Regions from separate parts of the Homo sapiens genome. Here regions 2 and 3 are each linked to region 1. A link is a loop called in an ENCODE intact Hi-C map of the cell type or tissue named here. Cell type or tissue: Caco-2. All regions are shown on one strand. Each heading gives the region's core, and the rest is flanking DNA. Links, peaks and the distances in the headings are about the cores only.

Region 1 (10,488 bases), core at 2,877-7,876:
ACTTGAACCTGGGAGGCGGAGGTTGCAGTGAGCCGAGATCGCGCCATTGGCCTCCAACCTGGCAACAAGAGCGAAACTCCCTCTCGGAAAAAAAAAAAAAGATGGATTCTGCCAATAGCAGGGTTCAGTGGGTCCCAAACCAGCCAGGAGATGCCAGCGCTTGCAGAGCTGAACAGACACATACCCAGGACGTCTCCTTAAACTGCTCACAATCAAGGCTTGAAATACTGAAGAACCCTGAAAGGGAAAAAAAACTTTTCTTGCTCATTACTCACAGTGAGATAGGAGTTTGGCAGGACTAGTTTCTCAAGACAAACAGGATGCTAGGTCCCCAAGACACAGGTCACAGTACCCGGTACAAGATTCCTTAAAAAAAATTTAAAAATTGTTTTAAAAAAGCCCAAACCAGCTAGAAGGAAAATGGCATAAAAGCTACCTCTGGTTACCTTCATTGCTCGTTATATGCTAATTATTATGCATTGGCATGCTAAAAGACTACCACCAGAGCAATGACTGTTTATAAGTGCCATGGCAATCCCCAAGAGTTACTCTGTATCTTCTGTAAGGTAGATAAACCCCCGGTCCACAAGCTCCTGCCTCTTTCCCAGATAACTAAAGAAATAGTCGACCCCTCATTTAGCATATAATCAAGAAATAGCCATAAAATAGCCAGCTAGCTGCCCTGTCCCTTGGTGCTACCCTGACTACGGGGGTAGCCTTCTTTTTGTTTCCTTAATACACTTGCTTTCACATTACTCTTTTGGCTTGCTCTTGAATTCTTTCTGGTACAAGCAAAGTATCCACTTGGCTTCCCTGGCTGAATGCCAATTCTGGGGGTATCCTTGCATCAACAGCACCACTGCCTTCAACCAATGCCCTGGAAGGAGCTCCTCACACCCCAGTGGGGACCCTCATGATGTTATTGTAAACTTGCTTGGGACTCTGCCTTCTAGATAGAGGCAACAGGAGCAAGAAGTTTCTATGTTGGAGATCATTCCTTGTTTAGTTCTTCCTCTCCAAAGTACTAGGAGCAAGAAGTCTATGATGGAGATCATTCCTTATTTAGTTCTTCTTCTCCAAAGTACCTCAAAGATTTCCAAATTATAAAAACTATCTTTGTGTAATCAAGAATATGCTAAGGAACTTTACTTCTAGATAGACTCAGAATTCATGGTAGATGGTAAATTTTGTTATATGTATTTTACCACAATAAAAATAAATAGAAAATAAAAGACAAGAAGGAAATGAAAGAATTGAGTGACTACCACTGCCCTGCTTCTCACTAACATCCCAAGTTGTCTTTGAGGACACACCTCTCCTCAAGCTTTTCTCTGCCTGGAGAACAAGATTGCAGTCTCTGCTCCAGGACTAGCAATGTGGTTTGGGGCAATAATAAACTATTAACCAGGGTTCCTCAAAAGAGCTTTCCCTCCACAGGTTAAGGAGTACCTTTTCTTTTTATCACTTAAACCACCCTATCACAGATTGAGTTTCGTCTAAGATGTTAGGGTTTTATGTTAATACCAGTAATTCCATCTTCTGTTACAATTTGCTTCTAGAATTAATATCACCACTATGCTTCCTATGATCTGATTAGGACCAGGCACTTGGCCAGAAAAGTGTAAAAACTCAAAAGCTGATGTCTCCTGCTGTGAGACTGGATGAAACACCTTTTCCCTTGTGTTCAGGAGCCCTTGGATTACACAATTCCATATTGCTTTCAGATTGGCCAGCCCAGAGGAAATCTTAGCAGATAATCTAACCTGGGTGTTGCACACAGAGGCCACCCTGAGGGAGCCAAAGCCAGGGCTGCATTCATAGTCCCTTTATCCCCTAGACCTTCAAAAGGTTTCAAATTGAAATCACGATCATGTCATCTAAGATAACAATTAATTTCTCTTTACAATTAATTGCCATTCAGGGATGTTGTGGTTTGAATATTTGTCCCTTCTGAAACTCATGTTGAAACTTAATCCCCAATGTAGCAATATTGAGAGGTAGGGCCTTTAAGCAGTGATTGGGTCTTGAGGGCTCTGCCCGTTTGATGTCTTAATCCATTTATGGATTAACGGTTAATTGGTTAATGGAATAATGGGTTATCAGAGGATTGGGATTGTGGTTTTATTTTTTTTTAAGTAGATTTTGAGACTTCAGAACAGAAAATGAGGATGATAAGATGGGAAGCCCCCTCCATATCCAAACCACAAAAACACTCTAACTCATCTTTCACCATCTGCTTATTTTTTATGACATGGATAATTGACATGTAATTAGTCTAATAATGAGTGCAAAGCAAACACAGCTCTAGTTCCACGTTCCAATAAGATGCAACATCTAAGCTTCTCTATACTGATACTTAGAACTGCCACTATGTGAAAAGATTGATGTAATCACAGCTAGACTAGATTAATGCTGTCATCTAGTTTATGGGTTTTGATTTCTAACATTTGAGGGGACAGAAAAGTGTAAAAGTCCCAAGTGTATTCTCTACTGCATGTTTTTCATCTCTGCCCAAGGATTTTGGTGTAAAGGCTGGAAACCTTTACACCAAATCTTTACACTAAAGTTGTGAAGACACATAAATCTTTCTCCTGGGATGCCCACAAGAAGGAATGAGTCTTAGTTGCTGCAGGACCTGAGATGGGCAGAGATTATGAGAGCCTCCCATACACTTGGTGTTCTGCACTGAATTGTGTTCCCCCAAAATTCATGATAATTTTGATTAACTAATCTCCAAGTGATGGTATTTGGAGATGGGGCCTTTGGGAGACAATTAAGTTTAGATGAGGTCATGAGGGTTGGGGTTTCATAATGGGATTAGTGCCCTTATGAGAAGAGGAAGAGATACCAGGTCCCTCTCCTTCTCTCCCTTTCTTCTCTTGCCCCTCTACCCACTTCTCTCTCTCCTTCTGTGCCATGTGAGAACACAGCTACAACATGGCCATTGGCATGACAGGAAGACAGCCCTCACCAGGAGCTGAATCACTGGCGCTTTCATCTTGGACTTCCAGATCCTGGGCAAGACTCACCAAGGCAGACATCTGTAGCTGCCTGGAATTGTCTGATCTGGAGTTGATGCTCTGGAACCCTGTGGTTGTTAACTCAGAAGGCACAAGGCTAGGGATCTTCTTTCAGTCCCCGTTAGTCTATCCCCACTCTTCATTTTCTCTTTTGTTTTTCAAGTAATGAATTTATTTTTCCAATTAATGTAGCCAGCTCATGGTACAGCATATTAAAGCATAAAGTACAAATCCAAGGAAGGTAATACCTTTACTATGTTATAAAACTTTGACAAATCAATATATTACTTTTTATTATAATAAAAGCATATGTTTCTGGGAGTCATATACTACTTTAGGGATAATTTTTACTCCAAAAATATTCAAGTACTAAACCAAAACACTGGTTTTTAATGGTGGTTTATAGCAGAGCAAGTTATTTTATACACATTAATATCATTTAAAACTGAGCAATTTCTCCTTTTAAAGTGAAGTTCCTTATGCAAGCTGTTGAAGTTTATGGCAGCAGGGCAATTGTGTGTATATAAGAGGTGGCTCTGCTTTGTTCTGAAGTTCCACCAAAGTCAGGTAGTGTTCCCAGGTGTTAAAAGCTTTAAAATTCTACCTCAAAATGATTCAATGTCAATGCAAACTGCCAAGTACTTTTTGAAAAATTTTTAAATTTTCACATAAATACTGGAACTCTCAAAATTAGACAATCATTTCAAACAACACTTATTTTAGATGATCCCTTTTATTTAGACACCCTGAACCTCTTTGTTTTTATTCCATGTCACAAAGTCTTCTATCAGTCTATTTTTTAAAAATTCTACCTAAGATACGGTTTTAAAATAACAGATTGCAAGGTTGGAGACACCTGGGGTACTTGATGTCTTCCAACATCCATTATCATTTCTCTGTAAATGATGCTGCTACTATCCGAGTTCTTATGCTTCCTCTTTTTGAAGCCAGCAATTTCTCAATCTTAACATGTAGTTTAAGTATTACCCATTCCAGTGCTTCTCAGCCTTTATTAGCATTTGAAGATATTGTACTTGTCTTCAGTTCTTCAAGGTAACTGCTGAGGCTGATTCTTTTCACAATGATTGTGGTTTCTTGAGTCAAAATAGTTTTTTTTCTGGGTCCTGAAGACTATGTTTTGGCTCTTGCTGCAACAGTAAGGGACTTGCAGTTCCCACTCTGTGCAGAGAAGTCTGTGGCCTTGCAACTTTCCAGAGGGATCTATATATCCTTCCAACACATCAACCCACACCCTGCTCAGGTTCGCAGGGCTTGGGTATTTGTGCATTGCAGCTGTTGTAACAGTTTCCCACGGGTGGTGAAAGACGTGCTCTGCAGTCCAGATCTTGATGGTGCAGGCAGTCTGCTAGATGTCTGTGAAGCGCAGGGGAAAATGAGGTGAGGAGGCTACACCTGTCCCACCCCGTCGGGGGCCCTTCAACCAGCTTCGCTGTGCGCAGGTGCCGTCGGCTCCAAGTGAGGCGGTCCTCCACTCTTCGTTACAATGTAACATTTAAACCATTTAAAGCAGAGATCCGCAACGTTTTTGGCACCAGGGACCAGTTTAGTGGAATACAATTTTTCTACGGATGGAGAGGGGTGTGGGGATGGTTTCGGGATGAAGGTGTTAGAAATCAAATAATCAGGCACGCAATAGATTCTCAAAAGGAGAGCAAAAGCTAGTCTTGGTCCTGCGCATGCGCAGTTCACAATAGGGTTCGCACTCCTGTGAGAATTTAATGCAGCAGATCTGACGCTAGGCGGAGCTCAGCCAGTAATGCTCGCTTGCCCACTGCTCAGCTCCTGCTTTGGGGCCGGGTTCCTAACCGGTCCGTGGTGGGGGGGATTGGGGACCCCTGATTTAAAGAACAGTGCTAATGCCTGTTTTCTGCCTTTATTTGGAGGGCCACAGTCAGTTTCAAAGCAACTCCAGCATATGATCCACCCAGCTGTCCCCTCCCACCCTGTTAGTATCCACAGCTCCTCAAAGGCCCCTGGAATTTAGACTAAAGCCTGATCACGCCACTGCACACCGGCCTAGGCGACCCAGCGAGACCCCCATCTTAAATAATAATAAGACTCAAAAGAAAAAGAAAAAGCTCTGAGCTAGGTCCCTGCCCCCTTTCTGTCTGCTTCAGGCCCATCTATACCAACCTTGATTTACTAGTTTTGATTCCACAGTTGGAGAATAAGGGAAAGGCTTTAATCAATGTGTACAGTTTCGATGGAAGAACCATCACAATTTTGAGTAGATCTAAAAGAAAAGTTCCTTAGCACATTGCATATTATTCACTACATGAAGAGAGTTTTTCTAAATAAAAATGTTTAGGACATTCAGGAGAGGAAGAACAAATTATGGAATGATCTCCACAGCAAAGACCTCAAGGCTCTTATGCGTGCAGGGCACAGTTCCAGTGCAAAAGTCCCCAGAGACAGCATGAGGGTTCCCACTGAGGTGCCTCGGGCTCCTTCCAGGGCAGCAGTTGAAGCAGGTCCTACTGCAGGCCTGCAGAAAGGCAGGGGTTTCTCTCCTTTCCGGGTTCCTTCTTGATGGAATCGTCGGTTTTCAGCAGCTTCCGGGGACAGCCTGGACCGCAGAGAGCAGTCCTGACTCCACACAGGTGGAGAATAAGGAACAGGCTTCAATTGTCATGTACAAAGAACTATGAATTCTGAGTTGATCTAAAAGTAAAGCCCCTTAGCATATTCTTGATTACATATAAATCAAAGTTGTATAATTGAGAAAACTTTAAGGCACTTTGGAGAGGAAGAACTATATAAGGAATTATCTCCATCATAGAGACTTCTTGTTCCTAGATGAACAGTCCCAAGGAAGTTTACAATAACATAATGAGGGTCTCCACTGGGGTGTGAGGAGCTCCTTCCGGGGAATTGGCTGAAGGCAGTGGTGCTGTTGATGCAAGGATACCCCTAAAATTGGAGTTTAGCCTGGGAGACCAAGTAGATACTTGACTTTGAGCCAGAAAGAATTCAAGAGCAAGCCAACAGAGTAATGTGAAAGCAAGTTTATTAAGGAAACTAAGGAACAAAAAGGAGGCTACCCCATAGTCAGGGTAGCAATGGGGCCAGGGTGGCTAGCTGGCTATTTTATGGCTATTTCTGGATTATATGCTAAACAAGGGGTCAATTATTTCTTTAGTTATCTGGGAAAGGGGTGGGAGCTTGTGGAACCAGGAGTTTCTCCCCCTTACAGAATATACAGAGTAACTCTTGGGCATTGCAATGGCATTTGTAAACAGTCACAGTGATTGCTCGGGTGTTAGTGTCTTTTAGCATCCCAATGCATAATAATGAGCATATAATGAGCAACGAGGGTAACCAGAGGTTGCTTATGTAGCCATCTTCCTTCTAACTGGTTTGGGCTTTTTTTTTTTTTTTTTTTTAAAGGAATCATGTCTTATCAAGAGGGTATTGTGACCTGTGTCTTGGGGACCTAGCCTCCTGTTTGTCTTGCAAAACTAGTCCTGCCAAACTCCTATCTCACTGTGAGCCAGGAGCAACAAAAGGTTTGTACCCCCCTCCCCTTCCTGGGTTGCTCTGTATTTCAAGCCCTGATTGTGAGTAGTTTATGAAGGCATCCTCAGTATGTGTCTGTTCAGCTCCACAAGCGTTGGCATCTCCTGGCTGGTTTGGGACCATTGAACCCTGCCATTGGTAGAATCCATCTTTCTTTAAGGTGACTGGAGCTCCTTTGTGGTTTCAGCCACTGACTCCTGGACATGTGGGTTTTGATGGCCATTGGACCCCTCTTGAGCCTGGGAACAGCTCCGTGCCTGCTGGAAACCCAGCACAGCAGCCCACACATACCTGATTTTACATCCTCACAGAGCTAAGGGCATTGGCAGGCATGGTGGCTCAACACAGCAAGTGATCTAGTGCCCAGCCTCAGGTTTGTTCACGGTCCTGACCTGGTGGCATATGACATGCACTCTGGACCTGCTTACCTCCAGGACTGTTCTTCCAGGTTTAATGGACAGAACTCCATGGGTTCAGTCTTGTGACAAGGCCAGCAATATAGTTGAGATAGGAAAAGAGGTAAATAACACTGGCTAGTACTGAGTGTCTGTTTTTACAGTATGTTTTGTCTTGTATATAGGCCAGAAACCAGCTATTCAAATAAGCAGGGGATTAACACTAATTTGCCTTGCAAATTGGTTCAGAACCTGATAGGATTAAGGTGAAAATTGTATCATTCTGGAAGATACTCTGAAAACGCTTCTGGGTTGCTATGATTGAATCAGCCAAGGAAAGGGAGCAATGGAGATGTCCCACTGGTGGCACGAACCAGTTACTTACTGTCTATTCACTACACAAAGTGTGTCCTTATTGCAGAGCAGCCTAGACAATTACACCTACTATGTCTCATTCTTCTTGCATATTTTAGAGGCATTGAGCAGTTGTAGATAGGAGACACAATGAGGTTAGATCATAGTCCAAGATCAGAAAGCTAATTCTGCTAGAATCTGGATTCAGAGTCCAGGTCCTGCAGCATACCAATCACATAGAGTAATGAATAAAATAGGCTAGGTTGTGAAAAGGAGCATCCCAGGACTTTCTTAAATCCATACATTTTCTTTTTTTGTCTACACTCATCTAACTACATGAAAGGGAGACCTCAAAGGTGCGATGATTTTTATACCTAAGGAGAAAATAAGTTTAATTGATGTAACATTTTCAACAGTGTTTTGTGCAGGCCTTGATCCTATTTTATGTAATTAGGTGCATTCTGTCAGTTATTCGTTTTTATCTCTTTTCCTACTTCTACTGAGATTCTTCTTATTAGTAACTACTTTACTTCTAGCTATTTTATTTTTATTTCTATTGTGTGTTTTGTAGCAATCAGTCTTATATGCGACACAATTTTATGTATATATATTTTTAATTCTTCCAAAAAGTATTGGGTGTATATCTTATTTCATTTATTATTTTTCGCTTATTGGCATATTTCTAAGATTTTTATAGGTACACTTCATTTGCTGCTTCCAACTTCAACATATCAGCTTCTAATGAGCCTCTGCCAGACTTTCCCTCTCCAGTGTCCCACAGGGGGCACTCAGATGCCACCTAATCAACAATATTTCGTATGTTAGTCTCATTCTCATGAGAGAATTTATTTAGGATATACATCGTCCTTCAGCAAAATTATTCATCGAAAATGCATAACCTAATTTTATGGAGTATTGCCAGATTGTTCTTTAAATGAATGAAACATTTGTCCTCCAAAAATAGTCCATGAGAATTACTGTATACATTTATTCCCTACGGATACTTGGATTGACCCAACCATCTAATATTTGCTGCGTGTTTCTGAAGGGAGAAGCCTGCGGTGGTTTAGCAGCTGTCTGATTCAGTGTTTACTGATTTCTGACAGTATCTTCTTTTAGGGAGCCAATTTGCAATGTGGTTCAGAAAAATCATTCCCTGACACTCAGTCTAAAATCTGTGTCTACACTTTTCTATCAGATTTTTTTTTCATTTTTTTCTTTTCATTTTTTTTTTTTTTTTTGAGACAGAGTCTTGCTCTGTCGCCCAGGCTAGAGTGCAGTGGCACAATCTTGGCTCACTTTAACCTTTCCTTCCTACGTTCAAGCTTTTCTCCTGCCTCAGCGTCTCAAGTAGCTGGGATTACAGGTGCCTGCCACCACACCTAGCTAATTTTTTCTTTTAAAAATTAAAAGAAAGTGGAGACGAGGTTTCACCATATTGGCCAGCCTGGCCACGAACTCATGACCTCAAGCAATCTGCCTGCCTCGGCCTCCCGAAGTGCTCGGATTACAGGCGTGAGCCACCACAGCTGGCCTCTATCAGAATTTTTTTTTTTTTTTTTTTTTTTGAGACAGAGTCTCTCTCTTGTTGCCCAGGCTGGAGTGCCGTGGCACGATATCCGCTCACTACAATCGCTGCTTCCTGGGTTCAAACAATTCTCCTTCCTCAGCTTCCTGAGTAGCTGGGATGACAGGCACGTGCCACCACACCTGGCTAATTTTTGTACTTTTAGTAGAGACGTGGTTTCACCATGTTGGTCAGGCTGATCTCGAACTCCTGACCTTGTGATCCACCTGCCTCAGCCTCCCAAAGTGCTGGGATTACAAGCATGAGCCACAGCGTTTGTCCTAGATTTTAATGATGTTTATACCATAATAAATCTTTTTATGCTTATACTATTTGAGAGTGTTTTGTTTCTTTTCCTAAAAGCCATAAAAGAAATACAACAGTAACATCACACTTAATATGGTTACTCTGAATCCGGAGTTGAACTATTGGAATTTAGATTAGTCCCTCTAAAGATAAAGCTGAATCTCCAGTTTATACAATGTAGTAATTTATCCAAGGTCATGGGACAAATATGTACATGTTTCTTAAAAGTACCTCCTGAATGAGCTGAGGTTCTCTCAGAAGATAGCAAGATATTATTGTAAGGTGTTCTCTCTTTCTTTGAAAAGAGAAAGGAATTCATCATGCTTCCCCCTGCTCTGCTGAAAATATATGAGATGTGGCCTAACTTTGTAGTTGTCAGGCTACCTTACAGGCATGTAAATATGCGAATGCCAACTCAATACTAGTGTGCCCTCTCTCTTCTATTTGGTACACAGCAGTCTTTTGTTGTGAGAATTGTGTTATTTCACCAACAGTGGATATATTCCATTCTTTTCTTCCTCCTAAGTGGACTGTGCCGAGAAGCAGTTATTCATAAGGCCTCTCAGAAGATGGTTTCATGAGATCAAACAACCATTGTTGTTCAGAGCAGCTTCAAATTTGTGGAGTCAATGTTCATACAGCTAGTAGGGGAATCTCTTTGAGAAAATTAGAAAAATGTTTTAGGTCAAAAGTTTTACAAACTCTTTGGAAGTTTGCCTTACAGTTAAACTTTATTGGTTTAATAATAAAGTCACCTCTGGTCATACTTGATACCAAGCTTGGGCTACTAGGAAGCACAGCATTGAATATGCTCATCCCTGACCCTCTCCTCTTTCTTCTCACTCCCACTTTCTAAGGACAGCACTCTTGAATAAAGCAATCTCACATGAGTGTTTATTTCAGTGATGTTTCTGGGGGAAGCCAGGCCATTAAAATATGCCTCTCTGCTCACCTCATGTACCTCACTGTTTTTCCCCTGCTGTTGGAATCCTCAAAAATTCACTCTGTATTAACATTTATTTCAGAGTACCTTCAAAAATAGAATGATTCAAGCCAATCTTGACTCTTGAAATGGCACATGAGACATGTTCCCTATATTTGAAAAGTCTTTGACTGAGTGGGACAACTACATAGATAGAAAGGCCTTTTTAAATATCAACAAGTTAAGTTTTTTAATGCCCATTTCATGCATCACGCTAGCGCCCCCTCCTCAATTTTTCCATCAGCCAATATCTCTCCCAATCACAGGGCAAAATTATAAACAATATGTTAGAATTCTGAATCCAGTAATATACTTTTAAAAAATGCA
Region 2 (10,488 bases), core at 2,125-7,124, 150 kb after region 1:
CTGGAGTGGACCTCCAGCAAACTCCAACAGACCTGCAGCTGAGGGTTCTGACTGTTAGGAGGAAAACTAACAAACAGAAAGGAATAGTATCAACACCAACAAAAAGGACATCCACACCAAACCCCATCTGTAGGTTACCATCATCAAAGACCAAAGGTAGATAAAACCACAAAGATGGGGAGAAACCAGAGCAGAAAAGCTGAAAATTCTAAAATCAGAGCATTTCTTCTCCTCCAAAGAATCACAGCTCCTCGCCATCAACGGAACAAAGCTGGACAGAGAATAACTTTGACGAGGTGACAGAAGTAGGCTTCAGAAGATCGGTAATAACAAACTTCTCCGAGCTAAAGGAGGATGTTCAAACTCATCGCAAAGAAGCTAAAAACCTTGAAAAAAGATTAGACGAATGGCTAACTGGAATAAACAGCATAGAGAAGACCTTAAATGACCTGATGGAGCTGAAAACCATGGCACAAGTACTACGTGATGCATGCACAAGCTTCAGTAGCCGATTTGATCAAGTGGAAGAAAGCGTATCAGTGATTGAAGATCAAAAGAATGAAATGAAGTGAGAAGTTAGAGGAAAAAAGAGTAAAAAGAAATGAACAAAGCCTCCAAGAAATATGGGACTATGTGAAAGGGCCAAATCTACATTTGATTGGTGTACCTGAAAGTGACAGGGAGAATGGAACCAAGTTGGAAAACACTCTTCAGGATATTATCCAGGAGAACTTCCCCAACCTAGCAAGGCAGGTCAACATTCAAATTTAGGAAATGCAGAGAATGCCACAAAGATACTCCTCAAGAAGAGCAACCCCAAGACACATAATCGTCAGATTCACCAAGGTTGAAATGAAGGAAAAAAAGGTTAAGGGCAGCCAGAGAGAGGTCAGGTTACCCACAAAAGGAAGCCCATCAGACTAACGGTGGCTCTCTCAGCAGAAACTCTACAAGCCAGAAGAGAGTGGGGGCCAATATTCAACATTCTTAAAGAATTTTCAACCCAGAATTTCATATCCAGCCAAACTAAGCTTCATAAGTGAAGGAAACATAAAATCCTTTACAGACAAGCAAGTGCTGAGAGATTTTGTCACCACCAGGCCTGCCTTACAAGAGCTCCTGAAGGAAGCACTAAAGGAACAACCGGTACCAGCCACTGCAAAACATGCCAAATTGTAAAGACCATTGGTGCTAGGAAGAAACTGCATCAACTAACAAGCAAAATAACCAGCTAACATCATAATGACAAGATCAAGTTCACACGTAACAATACTAACCTTAAATGTAAATGGGCTAAATGCCCCAATTAAAAGACACAGACTGGCAAATTGGATAAAGAGTCAAGACCCATCAGTGTGCTGTATTCAGGAGACCCATCTCACCTGCAGAGACACACATAGGCTCAAAATAAAGAGATGGAGGAAGATCTACCAAGCAAATGGAAAACAAAAAAAGCAGGGGTTGCAAACCCACTCTCTGATAAAACAGATTTTAAACCAACAAAGATCAAAAGAGACAAAAGAGACAAAGAAGGCCATTACATAATGGTAAAGGGATCAATTCAACAAGAAGAGCTAACTATCTTAAATATATATGCACCCAATACAGGAGCACCCAGATTCATAAAGCAAGCCCTTAGAGACCTACAAAGAGACTTAGACTCCCACACAATAATAATGGGAGACTTTAACACTCCACTCTCAACATTAGACAGATCAACAAGACAGAAAGTTAACAAGGATATCCAGGACTTGAACTCAGCTCTGCACCAAGTGGACCTAATAGACATCTACAGAACTCTCCACCCCAAATCAACAGAATATATACATTCTTCTCAGCACCACACTGCACTTATTCCAAAATTGACCACATAGTTGGAAGTAAAGCACTCCTCAGCAAACGTAAAAGTACAGAAATTATAACAAACTGTCTCTCAGACCATAGTGCAATCAAATTAGAACTCAGGATTAAGAAACTCACTCAAAACCGCAAAACTACATGGAAATTGAATAACCTGCTCCTGAATGACTACTGGGTACATAACTAAATGAAGGCAGAAATAAAGATGTTCTTTGAAACCAATGAGAACAAAGACACAACATACCAGAATCTCTGGGACACATTTAAAGCAGTGTGTAGAGGGAAATTTATAGCACTAAATGCCCACAAGAGAAAGCAGGAAAGAACTAAAACTGACACGCTAACATCACAATTAAAAGAACTAGAGAAGCAAGAGCAAACATATTCAAAAGCTAGCAGAAGGCAAGAAATAACTAAGATCAGAGCAGAACTAAAGGAGACAGAGACACAAAAAACCCTTCAAAACATCAATGGTATCCAGGAGCTGGTTTTTGGAAAAGATCAACAAAATTGATAGACCACTAGCAAGACTAATAAAGAAGAAAAGAGAGAAGAATCAAATAGACGCAATAAAAAATGATAAAGGGGATATCACCACCGATCCCACGGAAATACAAACTACCATCAGAGAATACTATAAACACCTCTATGTAAATAAACTAGAAAACCTAAAAGAAATGGATAAATTCCTGGACACATCCACCCTCCCAAGACTAAACCAGGAAGAAGTTGAATCCCTGAATAGACCAATAACAGGCTCTGAAATTGAGGCAATAATTAATAGCCTACCAACCAAAAAAAGTCCAGGACCAGATGGATTCACAGCCAAATTCTGTCAGCGGTAGGAAGAGGAGCTGGTACCATTCCTTCTGAAATTATTCCAATCAGTAGAAAAAGATGGAATCCTCCCTAACTCATTTTATGAGGCCAGCATCATCCTGACACCAAAGCCTGGCAGAGACACAACAAAAAAAGAGAATTTTAGGCCAATATCACTGATGAACATCGATGCAAAAATCCTCAATAAAATACTGGCAAACTGAATCCAGCAGCACATCAAAAAGCTTATCCACCATGATCAAGTTGGCTTCATCCCTAGGGTGCAAGGCTCATTCAACATACACAAATCAATAAACCTAATCCATCATATAAACAGAACCAAAGACAAAAACCACATGATTATCTCAATAGATGCAGAAAAGACCTTCAACAAAATTCAACAACGCCTCATGCTAAAAACTCTCAATAAACTAGGTATTGATGGGACTTATCTCAAAATAATAAGAGCTATCTATGACAAACCCACAGCCAATATCATACTGAATGGGCAAAAACTGGAAGCATTCCCTTTGAAAACTGGCACAAGACAGGGATGCCCTCTCTCACCACTCCTATTCAACATAGTGTTGGAAGTTCTGGCCAGGGCAATCAGGCAGGAGAAAGAAATAAAGGGTATCCATTTAGGAAAAGAGGAAGTCAAATCCTCCCTGTTTGCAGATAACATGATTGTATATCTAGAAAATCCCATCGTCTCAGCCCAAAATCTCCTTAAGCTGATAAGCAACTTCAGCAAAGTCTCAGGATACAAAATCAATGTGCAAAAATCACAAGCATTCCTATACAACAATAACAAACAGAGAGCCAAATACTGAGTGAACTCCCATTCACAATTGCTTCAAAGAGAATAAAATACCTAGGAATCCAACTTACAAGGGATGTGAAGGACCTCTTCAAGGAGAACTACAAACCACTGCTCAATGAAATAAAAGAGGACACAAACAAATGGAAGAACATTCCATGCTCATCGATAGGAAGAATCAGTATTGTGAAAATGGGCATACTGCCCAAGGTAATTTATAGATTTTTTTTTTTTATTTTTTGAGACGGAGTCTCGCTCTGTTGCCCAGGCTAGAGTGCAGTGGCTTGATCTTGGCTCACTGCAAGCTCCGCCTCCCGGGTTCATGCCATTCTCCTGCCTCAGCCTCCCAAGTGGCTAGGACTACAGGCACCCACCACAATGCCCGGCTAATTTTTTGTATTTTTTTAGTAGAGACAGGGTTTCACCATGTTAACCAGGATGGTCTGGATCTCCTGACCTCGTGATCCGCCCACCTCAGCCTCCCAAAGTGCTGGGATTACAGGCATGAGCCACCGCGCCCGGCCGGTAATTTATAGATTTAATGCCATCCCCATCAAGCTACCAATGACTGTCTTCACAGAATTGGAAAAAGCTACTTTAAAGTTCACATGGAACCAAAAAAGAGCCCACATTGCCAAGACTGTGGGGGAAATAAAGAGAGATCAGGCTGTTACTGTGTCTATGCAGAAAGAAGAAGACATAAGAAACTCCATTTTGTTCTGTAGTAAGAAAAATTCTTCTGCCTTGAGATGCTATTAATCTGTAACGCTAGCCCCAACCCTGTGGTCACAGAAATATTTGCTGTGTTGACTCAAGGTTTAATGGATATAGGGCTGTGCAGGATGTGCTTTGTTAAAAATGTGTTTGCACGCAGTATGCTTGGTAAAAGTCATCACCCTTCTCTGGTCTCAAGTACCCAGGGACACAATGCACTGTCGAAGGCCACAGGGACCTCTGCCCAAGAACGCCTGGGTATTGTCCAAGGTTTCTCCCCACTGAGACAGCCTGAGACATGGCCTCGTGGGAAGGGAAAGACCTTACCGTCCCCCAGCCCGATACCCATAAAGGGTCTGTGCTGAGGAGGATTAGTGAAAGAGGAAGGCCTCTTTGCAGTTGAGATAAGAGGAAGGCATCTGTCTCCTGCTCGTCCCCGGGAATGGAATGTCTTGGTGTAAAACCCGAACGTACATTCTATTTACTGAGATGGGAGAAAACTGCCTTATGGCTGGAGGTGAGACATGCTGGCGACAATACTGCTCTTTACTGCACTGAGATGTTTGTGTAAAGTCAAACATAAATCTGGCCTACAAGCACATCGAGGCACAGCACCTTTCCTTAAACTTATTTATGACACAGAGTCCTTTGTTCACATGTTTTCCTGCTGACCCTCTCCCCACCCTGCCACATCCCCCTCACCAAGATAGTAGAGATAGTGATCAATAAATACTGAGGGAACTCAGAGACCAGAGCCGGTGCGGGTCCTCCATATGCTGAGCGCTGGTCCTCTGGGCCCACTGTTCTTTCTCTATACTTTGTCTCTGTGTCTTATTTCTTTTCTCAGTCTCTCATCACACCTGATGAGAAATACCCACAGGTGTGGAGGGGCTGGCCCCCTTCAAAGACAATCCTAAGCAAAAAGAACAAAACTGGAGGCATCATGCTACCTGACTTCAAAGGATACTACAAGGCTACAGTAACCAAAACAGCATGGTACTGGTACCAAAACAGAGAGATAAACCAATGGAAGAGAACAGAGCCCTCAGAAATAATACCATACATCTACAACCATCTGATCTTTGACAAACCTGACAAAAACAAGAAATGGGGAAAGGATTCCCTATTTAATAAATAGTGCTGGGAAAACTGGCTAGCCATATGTAGAAAGCTAAAACTGGATCCTTTCCTTACACCTTATACAAAAATTAATTCAAGATGGATTAAAGACTTAAATATTAGACCTAAAAACCATAAAAACCCTAGAAGAAAACCTAGGCAATACCATTCAGGACACAAGCATGGGCAATGACTTCATGACTAAAACACCAAAAGCAATGGCAACAAAAGCCAAAATTGACAAATGGGATCTAATTAAACTAAAGAGCTTCTGCACAGCAAAAGAAACCACCATCAGAGTGAAGAGGCAACCTACAGAATGGGAGAAAATTTTTGCAATCTACCCATCTGACAAAGGGCTAATATCCAGAATCTACAAAGAACTTAAACAAGTTTACAAGAAAAAATCAAACAACCCCATCACAAAGTGGGCAAAGGATATGAACAGACACTTCTCAAAAGAAGACATTTATGCAGCCAACAGACACATGAAGAAATGCTCATCATCACTGGTCATCAGAGAAATGCAAATCAAAACCACAATGAGATACCATCTCACACCAGTTAGAATGACGATCATTAAAAAGTCATGAAACAACAGATGCTGGAGAGGATGTGGAGAAACAGGAACACTCTTACACTGTTGATGGGAGTGTGAATTGGTTCAACCATTGCGGAAGACAGTGTGGTGATTCCTCAAGGATCTGGAACTAGAAATACCATTTGATCCAGCCATCCCATTACGGGGTATATACCCAAAGGATTATAAATCATGTTACTATAAAGACACATGCACATGTATGTTTACTGCAGCACTATTTACAATAGCAAAGACTTGTAACCAACCCAAATGTCCATCAATGATAGACTGGATTAAGGAAATGTGGCACATATACACCATGGAATACTATGCAGCCATAAAAAAGGATGAGTTCATGTCCTTTGCAGGGACATGGATGAAACTGGAAACCATCATTCTGAGCAAACTACCACAAGGACAGAAAACCAAACACTACACGCTCTCACTCATAGGTGGGAATTGAACAATGAGAACACTTGGACACAGGGTAGGGAATATCACACACCCAGGCCTGTCATGGGGTGGGGGGAGGGAGGAGGGATAACATTGGGAGGAATATCTAATGTAAATGATGAGTTAATGGGTGCAGCACACCAACTTGGCACATGTATATGTATGTAACAAACCTGCACATTGTGCACATGTACACTCGAACTTAAAAGTATAATAAAAAAATTTTAAAAAGAAAGTAGCATTTTAGAAAACAACTTCTCAATAAATAGCCTATAAACAAAAAAAAAAGTAAAAAGAAAAATAAGTGCATCCTATAGACAACACAACACAATGGGCCATGACCCAGCCAGGACATGCCAACCTGTGAAGCTGGACAGATAGATGCCTAGAGCAGAGCCCAGGCTGCCCACAAGAAATTGCTGAAAACTAAGGCTTAGGACAGACTGGAACCCAGAAAAGAAAGGAACCCCGGTCTTGGTCATGGTTCATGGCACCACTCCTTTATAACAATGCCCTAGAAGAAGCCCATGCACCTCAGTGGGAGCACTCATGCTGTTCTTGGGGAACCTTCATAGGACTGTGCCCTGCCTTGAGCTGGAAGTCTCTGCAGTAGACATCCTTCCATATTTTGTTCTTCATCTTCTGAACGCCTTCAAGGTTTTTCAATTGGAAAAATTCTATCTGCATAATCAACAATGTGCTAAGGAACTCTACTTTTAGATCTTCTTAGAATTCATAGTTCTTTGTACATGAGGATTAAAGCATTCTTCTGTATTCTCCACTTGTGAAATAGATTTGAGGTTGGTGGAGTCAGGATTGGAAACACATACAGGTGGGCAGGGGCATGAAAGGGACTGGGACCCAGATCAGAGCTGGAGGCTGAACTCCAGGGAGCCTTTGAATAGCTATGGATATCACCAGGGTGGGAAGGGACAGTGCTCCACTGTCCTGGGATTCTCTTGAAACTGAGCTTGGCCTCCCTGCTGAGAGCAGAGAACAACCATCAATAAATATTCCTTCAATGGTCTGAAGTTTACGTTTACAGGGTGGAGGTGGAAATTAAATTTAGGGAGCCATGAGGAAGACCCCCAGCCCTGTGCCTTTTGAATTGACAACCATGGCATTTCAGGGCATCAGCTCCAGGTCAGGCATTCTCAGGCAGTTGCATAATTCTGCCAATGTGGGGCCCGCCCACCTCAAAAATCCACATGGATTGGATCCAGCAAAACCAAATATTCAGCAAAACTTCAAGATCTAGCAACACTGAAGGCTCAAGTACATCACCGGTGCATACTTGGCCCAAGGAGGCTATTCTCTCACAATCTCTACCCAGCTCCGGGCCTGCAGCATCTGAGACTCACTCCTTCAAGCTGCAGGTATCCCAGGAAAAAGATTTATGCATCCTCATAGCTTCAACATGCAGTGTGTCAGGCACAGAAAAATGGTTGTCTTCAGAAAGTGATAAAAAAAACATGCAGTAGCAATCACCCTTTGGACTTTGAAACTTTTCTGTCACCTTAGATGTCAGAAACTAAAACCCAGAAACTTGGTGTTGGCATTAATTTGGTCTAGCTATGAAGACTTTTTTTTTTTTTTTTTCACACAGTGACAGTTCTGAATTTGAATATAAAGGAGCTTAGGTGCTATAATCTGAATGGAACGTGGGAATAAAACTGTCTTTGCCTTGTACTTCTTGTTAGATTAATTAAATACCAATTATCAGTATAAGAAAATGGCAATAAATTGTCAAAGTGGAATTGGAAAGTGTTTTTAGGATTTGGATATGAAGCAGGCTTCCCATGTGACCATTCTCACTTCTTATTCTGAAGTCTAACACTCTGCTTTTCTTTCTCTCCCTCTCTTCATTGATTCTTCTAGTGGCTGGTGTTTGGGTATTGTGGGAACTGAGCTTTCATCTCCTATGTTAGCCATAGAGATGAGGGCTTTGAGGGCACCATGGAATCCGATTGCTGGAAATAAATCAATCTTAAAGGAAAGGAAAATTTAAAAATCAGGTGCAACAAAAGCAAAATGAGAAAACTGCTAAACTCTACAATTCTATAAAGAAGAATTGCATAAAAAGGAAATAACAGGAAAAGGTAAGAAAATTTAAAAGGATATCAGAAAATATAGCATACAGGGTCAGAAAGATTTGAGAATATGACGAGATGGTTTTAGAAGGCAGGATGGGGCCGGGCACGGTGGCTCATGCCTATAATCCCAGCACTTTGGGAGGCTGAGGCAGACGGATCACGAGGTCAGGAGATCGAGACCATCCTGGCTAACACGGTGAAACCCTGTCTCTACTAAAAATACAAAAAAAAAAAAAAAAAAAAAAATTAGCCGGGCGTGTTGGCGGGCACCTGTAGTCCCAGCTACTCGGGAGGCTGAGGCAGGAGATTGGCGTGAACACGGGAGGCGGAGCTTGCAGTGAGCGGAGATCGCGCCACTGCACTCCAGCCTGGGAAACAGCGAGACTCTGGCTCAAAAAAAAAAAAAAAAAAAAAAAAAAAGGCAGGATGGGCTGGGCGCGGTGGTTCACGCCTGTAATCCCAGCACTTTGGGAGGCCGAGGCGGGCCGATCGCCTCAGGTCAGGAGTTCGAGACCAGCCTGACCAACATGGAGAAACCCCGTCTCTACTAAAAATACAAAATTAGCCGGGCATGGTGGCCCGCGTCTGTAGTCCCAGGCAGGAGAATTGCTTGAACCCGGGGAGGGGGTGGGGCGGAGGTTGCAGTGAGCCGAGATCTCGCCATTGTACTCCAGCCTGGACAACAGGAGTAAAACTCCGTCGAAAAGAAAGGAAGGAAGGAAGGAAGGAAGGAAGGAAGGAAGGAAGGAAGGAAGGAAGGAAGGAAGGAAGGAAGGAAGGAAGGAAGGAAGGAAGGAAGGAAGGAAGGAAGGAAGGAAGGAAGGAAGGAAGGAAGGAAGGAAGGAAGGAAGGAAGGAAAAAGAAAGAGAGAGAAAGAAAGAAAAGAAAAGAAAGGTGGCAGGATGGAATTTGGAAAAAATTAACATTTTAAAAATAGAAATGTAAAGGCGGATGGAAGGAGAGAAATTGAACAACAGGAAATGGATACCATGCATCTCTGAAATAATAACTGTTGAAAATTAGTGTGTCAATTTTAGGGTTTAATGCATTATTATAAACAAGTGGATAAACAAATATAAGTGCATATACCAGTTATGAAAACATGTCTTAAGGACTATGATTAGGACTTATCTATTACTCAGTGTCATGCTTCTAATGGCCGGTTGTGTTTTTTTTTAAAGAAAGAAAAGCCCCTATAAATGTGGCTCCTAAATATCCAGCCCTCGAGGTTGTTCCTTTGCAGGAGTCTGTTCCTTTTGGCCGGCTGCTGAACCTAGGGAGGCAGCGTGGGATGGAGTTGGCAAACATCCTGCAAGTCCACGACCCATGAAGAGCCGCTATGGTACCACTAGCAGTGCTAGGACCCAGAAACTAGCGAAACTGTTTAGGAGAAGCTGCGGGCTGGACCCACCAGCGGTGCTGCCACGGAGGTCAATCCTGCTTTGACAAGTGAGCGGTGCTGCAACTGAGAAAGTTACAGTCTGAGGAACCAGGGGTACTGGGACACAGGAAAAGGAGTCAGCCAGCTTGCTTTAGGCACACAGTAAGGGAAGGGTCCCCAGAGAACCTCCGGAATAAAAGAACTTGCACAGGCGCCTGGCCTAAATGTGCCCTTGCTGACTAAGGGCCCGCATATGCACTGGGGCAATGGGGGTGGAGCCACCAGGAATTTGCGCCTTATACAAACAGGGAACCTAGCCCCATCAGCTTTTAAATAAAAGCCCTTGTATTTAAATATTAAGGGGGCAACCAGAAACCTGTTCTCAGGACCCCTCTTTTTGCTGTGAGCTTTCCTTTTCGCTTAGTAAATTCTACTGCACTCACTCTTCGATATCTGCGTGCCCATTTCTTCATGATGGTGAAACAAAAACCTGAACTTAGCCGGGCGCGATGGCTCACGCCTGTAATCCCAGCACTTTGGGAGGCCGAGGTGGGTGGATTACCTGAGGTCAGGAGTTCAAGACCAGCCTGGCCAACATAGTGAAACCCTGTCTCTACGAAAAATACAAAAATTAGGTGGCAGTGGTGGC
Region 3 (5,000 bases), core at 1-5,000, 85 kb after region 1:
TTCTCCATCCGAGGCCTTCTAGTCCCGGTGTCACTGTCGCAGCACCTGGCGTTCGTTAGCTCTTTCACCAGCGGCGCGGAGCGGGCGGTTTTGCTGTCACGGCACATGTGGCACGGAGTTTCTCGGTGGCCGAAACCCTCTTTTTTCTCAGAGTCCAGTTTCTTGGTGACAGCGCTGTTGGTTGCGCCATAAGGAATGTTGTCCTTGACAACCCGCCGGCCGCAGTCATTCGCAAGCTCCAGGCACCGACATTTCGCAGAACTGAGGTCTCTCGGTCTCAGCACAGCTCGTTGCTCGATGCCTCCATTTTCTCGGGGCGACAGCACTCAGGTCGCCGATCTGAGGGATTCGGAGCTTCCCCAGCTGGGGTGAGCCTGGCGTTCCCGGGCGGCGGCGGCGGCGCTGGGCTAGGGGAGCCCGCCGCTCCTCCAAGCCGGTGACAGGGGAGCTGCCCGGGCGCCGTCTCTTCCCAGCGCCGCCGCAGAACCCGCAGAACAGCTCGACCTCCAGAACCCTGTGCTGTGGCGGCGGGGCTGGCGTGTCTGTCGCAGGACCCCGCAGATTCGTCTGTCGTTGGCTTGTTGGTCCTAACAAGTTTCGATTTCAGGGTGCCTGCGTTTCTTTTTCTTTTCTCTTCTTTTCCTTTTGTTTTGTTTTGAGACAGAGTCTCGCCGTGTCGCCCAGCCTGGAGTGCAGTGGCGCGATCTTGGCTCACTGCAACCTCCGCACCCCAGGTTCAAGGGATTCTACTGCCTCAGCCTCCTGAGTAGCTGGGATTACAGGCGCTCGCCACCACGCCCGGATAATTTTTGTATTTTTACTAGAGGCGGTGTTTCATCATATTGACCAGGCTGGTCTCGAACTCCTAACCTCAATAATCTGCCCGCCTCGGCCTCCCAAACTGCCAGGATTACAGCATGAGCCGCTGCGCCCAGCCGGTGACTACGATTTCTATCCCCTGGTTCAAGTCGGGGAATAGCCAAAATGTGATTTCTCAACCCAAGCAAGTACCCACTTAGGACAAACACCAGCCTAGCCCTGGCGGCGATTTCTAGGTCGTAGGAAGTCGATGTTTCGCCACAGAAAGGCTGAGTGACCCTGTGACTCATTTCCCAGCAACTCCGGGTTTCCTGTAGCCTAATCATAACAAACGCAGAGTTAGCCCTGCCTCAAGTTTCTTTTTTCTTTTTCTTTTTTTTTTTTTTTTTTTTTTTTTTTTTGAGACAGAGTTTCTTTCGTCCAGGCTAGAATGCAGTGGCGCCATCTCGGCGATCTCGGCTCACTGCAACCTCCACCTCCCGGGTTCAAGTGATTCTCCTGCCTCAGCCTCCCAAATAGCTGGGATTATAGGCGCCCGCCACCACACCCGGCTAATTTTTGTATTTTTAGTAGAGACGGGGTTTTGCCACATTAGCCAGACTGGTCTCAAACTCCCGACCTCAGATGATCCACCCGCCTTGGCCTCCCAAAGCCTCAAGTTTCTAAGTCGTGGCAAGTTCCGGCTTCCTACTAGTACGGCTTGCTTTAGCTGCGCAGGAGATGTTCAACTCCTGTAGAAATCTGTGTACCAGCGAATGCGATTCATTTAGGTTTAGCGATGACCAGTTTAGCAGTGCCTGGGAGCTCTTACACCAAGGCTAGCTGCGCAACATCAAGTCCCGCCTTAGCTATGTTGGTGTTTTTTAAACTCCCATGGAAGTCAGGAAATGCCGGCAAAAGCGATTTCTGGTTTACGAAGCTCGGTTTGACGATAGCAATTTCCGCCGAACGCGACTTTTTCCTCTTGTGGACCAAGTCGGGATATATCAGCTACTACGATTTTTTAGTCGTAAACAGGTTTAACCATGACTGGGTTTTGTTGGTTTCTTGTTGTTGTTGTTGTTTGTTTTTGTTTTTGTCCTAAGAAATGTAGACTTAGGTGTAACATGTACCGGTTTAGATCTAACAGGGATATCCTAATCACAGAATTGCTTCTTTTGGCAATACTTGTAATTTCTGCTTTGTAGGGTTGGTTCTCTCTAATTTTTGCTTATTTTTAAATGCTCTTTTTGTGTCTTTTGCTCTGAGAACAATGCTACCGGTAGTTTCCAGTGTGTTTGCTTTGCCTTTTTATTTGAATTTTAGAATTTATTATTTTAAAATTTTATCTTATTTAAATGTTATTCATTTTTCTTCTACTAATTTTGAGTATCACAGCTTCGTACTCCTTGACTTGCATTCTCTCAGGAGCTGGGGAGCCAAGCTCGGTCTCCGCTTCGGTGGTTTCAGGTCCCGGGTTCTGTCTGGCGGCTCTGCTTCTAATGCGGAGCTGGCGGTTTTGCAGCAACGCTTTTGCCAGTAGCGCCCACTGAGCGGTTTTTCAGTTGCTGCACCGTTCTTAGCGCCCAACGGAACGTTTCCCGTACGCGGAGTCCATAAGTTGTCTGTGTCGTCACTTTCTCGGTTCTGGCACCGCTAGTATCTCCTAGGAACTTCCTAAACCCGTTTTACGGTGCAGAACGGTAATTGCACCGAGCCTCTGTGCCAACTAGTACTTCCGTAATACCGTTAGCCGGCTCTTTTCCTGTCACAACACATTAAAACGTGTTAAAACACATTAAACGGATTAAACACATTAAACGGATTAAAACACATTAAAACGTCACAACACATTTAAACAGAGTCGGTCCATTCCTCCAGACAGTATGTTTCGGGATGGAAGCACCCCTCCTAAGAATCCGCAGTTTCTTTCTAGCAGCACCGTTATGGCGCCTAAACGGATATTTGTTTGGCAATACCAGCGCTATCCGCTAGGTGCCGGCGCTTGCTGAGTCTCAGCGCCGCCAGATTCTTGCTAGCGAGGTCCAGAGCAGTGCAGAGACCTAGCGGACAGTTTTCCGGTGGCAGCAATGCTCATTTCCCGGACACAGATGGTTTTTGGCCCCTGAAGAACTCTTTAATCCCTGCGTTTTGTAGCGCTCGTTCTCTGTAAGGTTTGCTTAGTATCCGTTTCATTTCGACTTCTTTTCTCGCTGTTTTTCTGTCGGAATTACGATTTGTTTTGTTTCTATGTGCTCTCTAGAATTTTACCGGTTTTCATTTGTCTACTAATTTTCGTGCATTCGTTACTATTGAGTTTCATAATATCTGGGTGCCCTCTGCCCACGAGCTCCGGAGAGCATAAATACCCAGGCTGATGGTAGTGCTAAAGGTTCTGCTTCATCTCGTCAATCAGCGCAAACGCTTATGTCCTCCTGCTCTGAGGCTTAATTAAGCGATGGAGCAACATTTTCTTGGCTATGTGAAGCCTGCTTGAGATTCCGCAGAGGTGGTGCCTGAGCTCCAGCCTCGGCCTATTTTGAATTCAGAAGACTGTGATATTACTGTGTGAGCCACCACTTTGGGAGGCCAGCATGGGCAGATCACTTGAGGTCAGGAGTTGGAGACCAGCCTGGCCCAAGTGGTGAAACCCCATCTCTACTAAAAATACAAAAATTAGCCGGTGATGATGCATGCCTGCAATCCCAGCTACTCAGGAGGCTGAGGCAGGAGAATCTCTTGAACTCGGAGGCAGAGGTTGCAGTGAGCTCAGATCGTGCCACCGTCCTCCAGCCTAGGCAGACTGAGACTCCGTCAAAAAAAAAAAATCTTAGAGTTATATTTTATGAAATAATAGGTAGTCATTAAATGTCTGGGTCATTCTCAACTTTACAAAAGTACTGTAGGCAAACATTTTTCCAAAGAAAAAGTGTTATTATTAAAAGGAAAATAGTTTTATCTAATTCAAAGGTTATTTAGGAAAAAGGTAAAAACATACTGTACATTTTATCAAAATAATTCCTGTGTAATTATTACTAGGTTTTTATTTGCTTAGAAAAACTGAGATTAAAAAAGGTTATTATATCTACATAACTTTCTGTAATTCTTTTAACGTTTTTGTGTTACCAAGTTACAGGGCTTTCACTCCTGGGTCGAAAAAGGTCACCAACTCCTACTAAATCTTAAACATTAACAGCAACTGAAGCCTCATCTTCAGACCTAAGAGAAGATGAAAATCAGAAGAAGCTGCATTCACAAGACCTGTGTCCAGAAAATTAAACTATTCAACCCCCTAGTCCCAGGGACTATTGCAGAAGAAGTGGGTGTTTGGACTTGTAAGGACCTACTTTAAGAGAGAAAGTTAGTTCAGTATTTCTCTATAAACAGTGGTTTTGTTTTGTTTTGTTTTGTTTTGTTTTGTTTTGACAGGAACTAGCTCTGTCACCTGGGTTGGAATGCAGTGGCATGATCCTGGCTCACTGCAACCTCCATCTCCCAGACACAAGCGATCCTGCCACCTCAGCCTCCTGAGTAGCTGGGACTGCAGGTGTGTACCACCATGCCTGGCTAATTTTTGTATTTTTTGTAGAGACAGTGTTTCATCACATTGCCAAGGCTAGTCTCAAACTCCTGAGATCAAGGAATCCACCCACCTATGCCTCTCAAAGTACTGAGATTACAGATGTGAGCCACAATGGCCAGCCTATAAAGATTAATATAAAAGGAACACTGATGCAAGACCAGCCTGTGGGCCCCTGTGTCAGATTAGCAATGTTTTCTTGAGGTATTAACCCATTCTTTTTTTAAACATTATAAAACGTTATGAAAGGTTTATAAAATTATTGCTTCTGGTCAAGATGATTAAAATTTAATACACTTGTCTATAAGATTTGAGAAATAGATTTAATTGGCTTCATTCTATCTTCATTAGGTCTTATTTTTTGGGAAAGTAAGTCTCAAAGAGTAAAAGGTTTTGCCTTTTTGTTTTTGAAATATTTGAGTTACCACTTTGACTAAATGACTGACTTATTTTACAATGACCTGTGATTCTATTTTGTGATATCAAGTGTTTTAAACATTGACCTTGTTTTAAGTATTTGACAAACTTTCTAAAATCCAATTCTAAATTCGGTCTTTTTTACCTCATTAATTTTTTTGACATTAAGTCCCCTGAAATCCAAAGAGATATATTTGGCTTATTT

Evidence for each region. Hi-C counts contacts between places; a loop is a spot of excess contacts. Peaks named below come from ENCODE experiments on the same cell type or tissue, not always from the same donor. Only the 100,000 strongest peaks of a DNase experiment are listed, where the experiment ranks them.
Region 2: it touches region 1 in a loop (5-fold over the local background); 54 of 110 quality-filtered maps call a loop at or near these places.
Region 3: it touches region 1 in a loop (4-fold over the local background); 40 of 110 quality-filtered maps call a loop at or near these places.

The regions. Positions count from the first base shown.
Region 1 is chr5:42,904,297-42,914,784 of GRCh38, forward strand. It overlaps the pseudogene PRELID3BP5. Among named protein-coding and RNA genes, the nearest start is that of FLJ32255, 84 kb to the right of the region's middle. RefSeq lists enhancers at 4,233-4,282, 4,413-4,472. In Caco-2, for the core only: a CTCF peak has its summit at 4,787; DNase peaks (open chromatin) are centred at 4,405 and 4,745; H3K4me3 peaks cover 486 bases.
Region 2 is chr5:43,053,995-43,064,482 of GRCh38, forward strand. The region is part of intron 2 of ANXA2R-OT1 (ANXA2R overlapping transcript 1); the gene reads right to left. Among named protein-coding and RNA genes, the nearest start is that of ANXA2R-OT1, 8.2 kb to the right of the region's middle. RefSeq lists a silencer at 4,213-4,507. In Caco-2, for the core only: no CTCF peak of the experiment used is centred there; DNase peaks (open chromatin) are centred at 4,537 and 4,547; H3K4me3 peaks cover 154 bases.
Region 3 is chr5:42,992,281-42,997,280 of GRCh38, forward strand. FLJ32255 (a long non-coding RNA gene) reads right to left here and starts at 1,053. Exons shown (of 2, transcript NR_104643.1): 1 at 1-1,053. LOC105374746 (a long non-coding RNA gene) reads left to right here. Exons shown (of 3, transcript XR_007058755.1): 1 at 1-2,967; 2 at 3,929-4,582. RefSeq lists enhancers at 18-227, 528-657, 927-1,221. In Caco-2, for the core only: a CTCF peak has its summit at 2,817 (motif pointing right); DNase peaks (open chromatin) are centred at 81, 1,071 and 2,829; H3K4me3 peaks cover 1,172 bases.